2 separate regions of the Homo sapiens genome follow, and region 2 is linked to region 1. Evidence: read pairs that join two places in POLR2A ChIA-PET (ENCODE). Cell type or tissue: A673. All regions are shown on one strand.

What was found. ChIA-PET counts read pairs that join two places held together with the same protein. Peaks named below come from ENCODE experiments on the same cell type or tissue, not always from the same donor. Only the 100,000 strongest peaks of a DNase experiment are listed, where the experiment ranks them.
Region 2: POLR2A ChIA-PET joins it to region 1 with 13 read pairs; 2 of 35 experiments call an interaction of 5 or more read pairs at or near these places.

Annotation. Positions count from the first base shown.
Region 1 is chr9:132,171,922-132,174,421 of GRCh38, forward strand. All of the region lies in intron 2 of NTNG2 (netrin G2), which reads left to right. Among named protein-coding and RNA genes, the nearest start is that of NTNG2, 11 kb to the left of the region's middle. In A673, no CTCF peak of the experiment used is centred here; no DNase peak of the experiment used is centred here.
Region 2 is chr9:131,797,887-131,800,386 of GRCh38, forward strand. No RefSeq gene overlaps it. Among named protein-coding and RNA genes, the nearest start is that of RAPGEF1, 59 kb to the left of the region's middle. RefSeq lists a silencer at 1,436-1,626. In A673, no CTCF peak of the experiment used is centred here; a DNase peak (open chromatin) is centred at 1,505; H3K27me3 peaks cover 151 bases.

The DNA.
Region 1 (2,500 bases):
GTATGACCTCATGCCAGGCACAGTTGTGATGGGAAAGTGAGATGACTAGAGATAAATTAAGTGAAAAACAAGAGAAAAACACTACAGACATTGAAGACAATACCCAGCTAACCACAAATGGTGACACCGGGGCCTGATATGATAGGAGCTGGGGAAGGAGGAGGGCGTGCCCCTCCCCATGAACTCTCCGGGCGCTCCAGCCTTGGCCCGTGCTGTCTCCTCCACCCGAATGCCTGCCCCCTCCTTCCTTTCTTTTCAAGGCTTCCGCTTCTACCTGGATAACCCTGGCTCCTTTTTCAAGGTTCAGGTTGGACCCTACCTCCTCCTCCAGGAGGCCTTCTCTGACTCCTTTGCCCAGTGGGGTGAGGAGGCCCTCATTTGGTCATCATCCTGCTTACTGACTGGCCTATCAGTGAAGAGTTCTGGCCCTAGGAATGGAGAGTTTAGAATCCCGTGCTGTGTGATCTCTGATGTGAGACCTAACCTCTCTGAACCTTAGTTTCTCAATGGGAGCTATTAATAGAACGTGCATAGGAGACTGTCATGAGCACGGTGCTTGGCACATAGTAGTTGCTCACTGCGTGCTGGCTGTTGGGACCAATTCTGTAACTTTAGATGTCTGCTTTTCCCCTGGACTGTGAGCTCCTCAAAGGCAGGGCTGTCTCGCTATCTTTGCATCCCCAGCACCTCCCTCTGGACTTGATCAGTGCCCAGTAAGCATTTCCTGAATGAATGGATGCATGGGAGGAAGCATGGTGTGATCCAGGAACGCTTCTCAGAGGAGGCAGGATCAGGGCTGTATTTTTTTTTTTTTTTTTTTTTTTTGGAGTCAAAGTCTCGCTCTGTCGCCCAGGCTGGAGTGCAGCGGCGCAATCTCGGCTCGCTGCAAGCTCTGCCTCCTGGGTTCACGCCATTCTCCTGCCTCAGCCTCCCCAGTAGCTGGGACTACAGGCACCTGCCACCACGCCAGGCTAATTTTTTGTATTTTTAGTAGAGACGGGGTTTCACTGTGTTAGCCAGGATGGTCTCGATCTCCTGACCTCGTGATCCACCCACCTCAGCCTCCCAAAGTGCTGGGATTACAGGAGTGAGCCACTGCACTTGGCCAGGGCTGAGTCTTGAAGGAAAAACTGGGGTTTGGGTCAGGACAGAGGAGACCCTGGAAGCCCCTGCTTCTCTCCACTGCAGTCCCTGTTCTGTGGGATTTGCGATTGGATGAAGCCGGGAGGTTTGCACAACTCTGTCCTTAAGTCAGTTGCAAGTGACTTCGGCACCTGAGCTGCACCAGCCGTTAAAGCCACTCAGTCTCTTGAAATGCCCGAGGCAGGGCCCAGCCTAGGACAAGAATAGTTCTGTGAAATGACATCTTGTTGCACAGTGAAGTCTCCCTCCTGGGCAGTAGACAATGAGAAGACCGAGGCCCGGGGCCCAGGGAGTGAGACCCTTGCTTCTGACTTCCCTTGAGGGAATGAGGTTGGGTCCAGACACCCCGTGGAAGGCAGGCAGCTGTGTGAAAGGGCCCAGATGGGACATCTTTCCAAAGAATGTCAGAGACTTAGAGACCCCCAGACCTTTCCGGTCTGCGCATCCCCACCTTCCCAGGCTGTCTTCCTCTATGCTTCCTAACTCTGATGTTTAATCCATTTCCCTTTTTCTCATTTACTGTGGGTATAATGACAAGCTGCCTCCAATCCCACCTGCGATGGGGCAGGCAGTGGATGGATGGACAGACGAACGGACAGACAGGCAGGCCGCACCATGCTGCGGATGAGACGGATGGATGGACAGACGGACAGACAGGCAGGAGCACCATGCTGCGGATGAGATGGATGGACGGACGAACGGAGAGGCAGGCAGGTCGAACCATACTGCGGATGAGACGGACGGACGGACAGACAGGCAGGCCACACCATGCTGCGGATGAGATGGATGGATGGACAGACGGACAGACAGGCAGGCCGCACCATGCTGCGGATGAGATGGACGGACGGACGGACAGATGGACAGACAGGCAGGAGCACCATGCTGCGGATGAGATGGATGGACAGACGAACAGACAGGCAGGCAGGTCGAACCATGCTACGGATGAGACGGACGGATGGACGGACAGGCAGGCAGGCCACACCATGCTGCGGATGAGATGGACAGACGGACAGACGGACAGATAGGCAGGCCGCACCATGCTGCGGATGAGATGGACAGACGGACAGATAGGCAGGCCGCACCATGCTGCGGATGAGACGGACGGACGGACAGGCAGGTCGAACCATGCTGCAGATTAGACGGACAGATGGACGGACGGACAGACAGGCAGGCCGCACCATGCTGTGGATGAGATGGATGGATGGACAGACGGACAGACAGGCAGGCCGCACCATGCTGCGGATGAGACGGACGGACGGACGGACAGACAGACAGGTCGAACCATGCTGCAGATTAGACGGACAGATGGACGGACGGACAGACAGGCAGGCCGCACCATGCTGCGGATGAGAACTTG
Region 2 (2,500 bases), 370 kb before region 1:
ATCCCTGAGTTTGATTCTAAATGTCTTTGCAATCTAGTCCAGGAAGGCAGGGTCATGTCTGTCTTGTGACTACTGCACTGGTCCCAGCAACCAGCAAAGTTCCTGCCTATTGGAGGGCCTGCCTGGCTCCTGATTGAAAGGAAGAATCAATGAGTGGGTGAGTGAATGAAGGGCAACAGCCTTCCTTCTTTGCAGCTGCAGAGGCTGGGCAGTTATTGGGCCATGCAGGACTCAATCAGTCTGCCCTTTCTTGTTTTCTGGTGCCCTCCAGCCTTGACGCCATGTTTAGACCATTGATATTCACAGAATAATTTCCAGCATTGATTACTCAGATGGAACACCCTCCCTCCCAAGCTCCGCCGCCTTCCTCAGTCTTCCCCACCACAGGCGACTCCACCGAGTTTCCTGATTAATTCCCCTCCATAAACATTCTGATGAAGCCGCCAGCTCTCGCCAGGCAGCCTCCCAGAGCAAGGATTATTTCACAAAGCTGCTTTTCTCTTTGTGACCTGTGTTCATTAGCTGCTGCAAGGGTCACAGTCTGGGCTGCTTCAGTGGGGCCACCTCTGGGCAGGCAGTTCCCCTAGAGGAGAAGCTCTTCCCAGCCTGCCCAGGGTGGAGAAGGTCACCCCTGCCCAGACCCAGTGGCCTGGAAGCCGTGGGAAGTAGCACATTCCTGGCAAGGGAAGAGATGCTCTCAGTGGAGAAAATACTAGGTGGAGGCGCATGACACTTCTGATATTCAGCCATTTGCTGACCCATGAAAATGGCAATTCAATTTAATAGGACCCTCTGTGGTTGAGCCTAGAGAGAGGGAGGGGAAAAAGGAGTGAGGGGTCTGGAGTCAGAAACACAGGCAGTCCTGCTCTGTGTCTTCTCAGCTGTGTGGCTTGAGGAATGTGGCCTCATCCCTCTGGGCTGACTTGTCAAGTGTTGATAGCCACAGCACCGCCTTGCAGGGGGGTGTGTAGTTTCAGTGCAATCATTACATCACAGCCTGCTTCCGTGGCTGCTGCAACATCCCTGTGCCCTCAACAGCAGCTATTTTAGCAATAACGAGTGAGTTGGGGGCACTGGGATAGTGCAGCTGCCCACTGACTGGCTCCCCAGGTGCCTACCTTCACTTCTTCGGAGTCACTTCTCTGGCAAAGGCACCCAGGGGGTCCAGGAGACCTTGGACACAATGGATTTTAGTGGCAACCAGAGAGGTCCTCTATAGCCCACTTCCATGAGTGGATAAACATGGTGCCTGGCACAGACGGGATCCTCAACAAACTGAAATGAATGAGACAAGTGTATCAGCTGATGTCTTAGAACACAGAATTCAGCTTTGAGAAGTAAAAGATACAAAAAAAGTCATAGGAGGTTGGAGAGTGGGCATGGTGGGAGAGCAGCAGCCAGCTCCTGGGGGTGGGTTAGCAGGTGCTTTTATGGGGCCCTGGAAGTCACTGGCACTTTGAGCCTAAGGGTGTGGCGAGTGTCTGGGGAGCTGTCCGTGGTGCTGAAGCACAACCACTGGTGAGGGCAGCTGTCCTTTCAGTGCCTGTGCTCAGCGGAAGCCTGTCCCACTCCTTCAGGAATTCTGAGTCCAGAAAGGAAAGAAGCAGTGGAAAGGGAGGCAGAGAGTGAGAGGTGAGGCCTGCACAAAAGGTTATTCGTCAGACAATCACTGCCAGACTGGAGGAAGCACTTTTGTTTTCACATTATTGCAGTCACCAAACACTAATTCCCTCATGAGGGAAACATCGGCATCTCTCCCACCAACATGCTCCGAATGCCATCCTTTTTTCATTGCTGTGTAGTATTCCATCACATGAACTATACATAACTACCACAATTTGTTAACTCATTCTATTTTTTTTTTTTTGACAGACTCTTGCTCTCACTCAGGCTGGAGTGCAGTGGCACGATCACCGCTCACTGTAGCCTCAACTTCCTAGGCTCATGTGATCCCTCTGCCTCAGCCTCCTGTGTAGCTGGGGCACAGGCATGTACCATCATGCCCAGCTAATTTTTTTTTTGTAGAGATGGGGTCTCCTTATGTTTTCCTGGCTAGTCATGAACCCCTGGGCTCAAGCAGTCCTCCTGCCTTGGCCTCTCAAGATGCTGAGATTACAGGTATGAGCCACTGCACCTGGCCCCAATGCCATCATTATGGCAAAAGTCAAATCAATCTTGTGTCTCCAAATTTGTGATGTGCACCCACCCTCATTCCTCTTGTCTGGAACCTCTCTGCAGGTCACTGCCCACTGCTCCTTCCAGCTCCAGGCCTTTTGCCCTTCCTACTTTCCATCATCTCATCTGACCCATCCTTTAGAGCCTGTCTCCAGATTCTCCTCTTCCAGGAAGCCTCCCTTGACCACTTCAGCCCACTCTGCCTTCTTGCTCCTCTGACCACCTACTGAACTTGGAGCCAAGTTTAGCAAGCGCTGCTTTTCAAGATATTCTCCATAAGTGCTCTCTTTCTCCCCACTCAGTTGTGAGCTCTCAGGGGACCCAG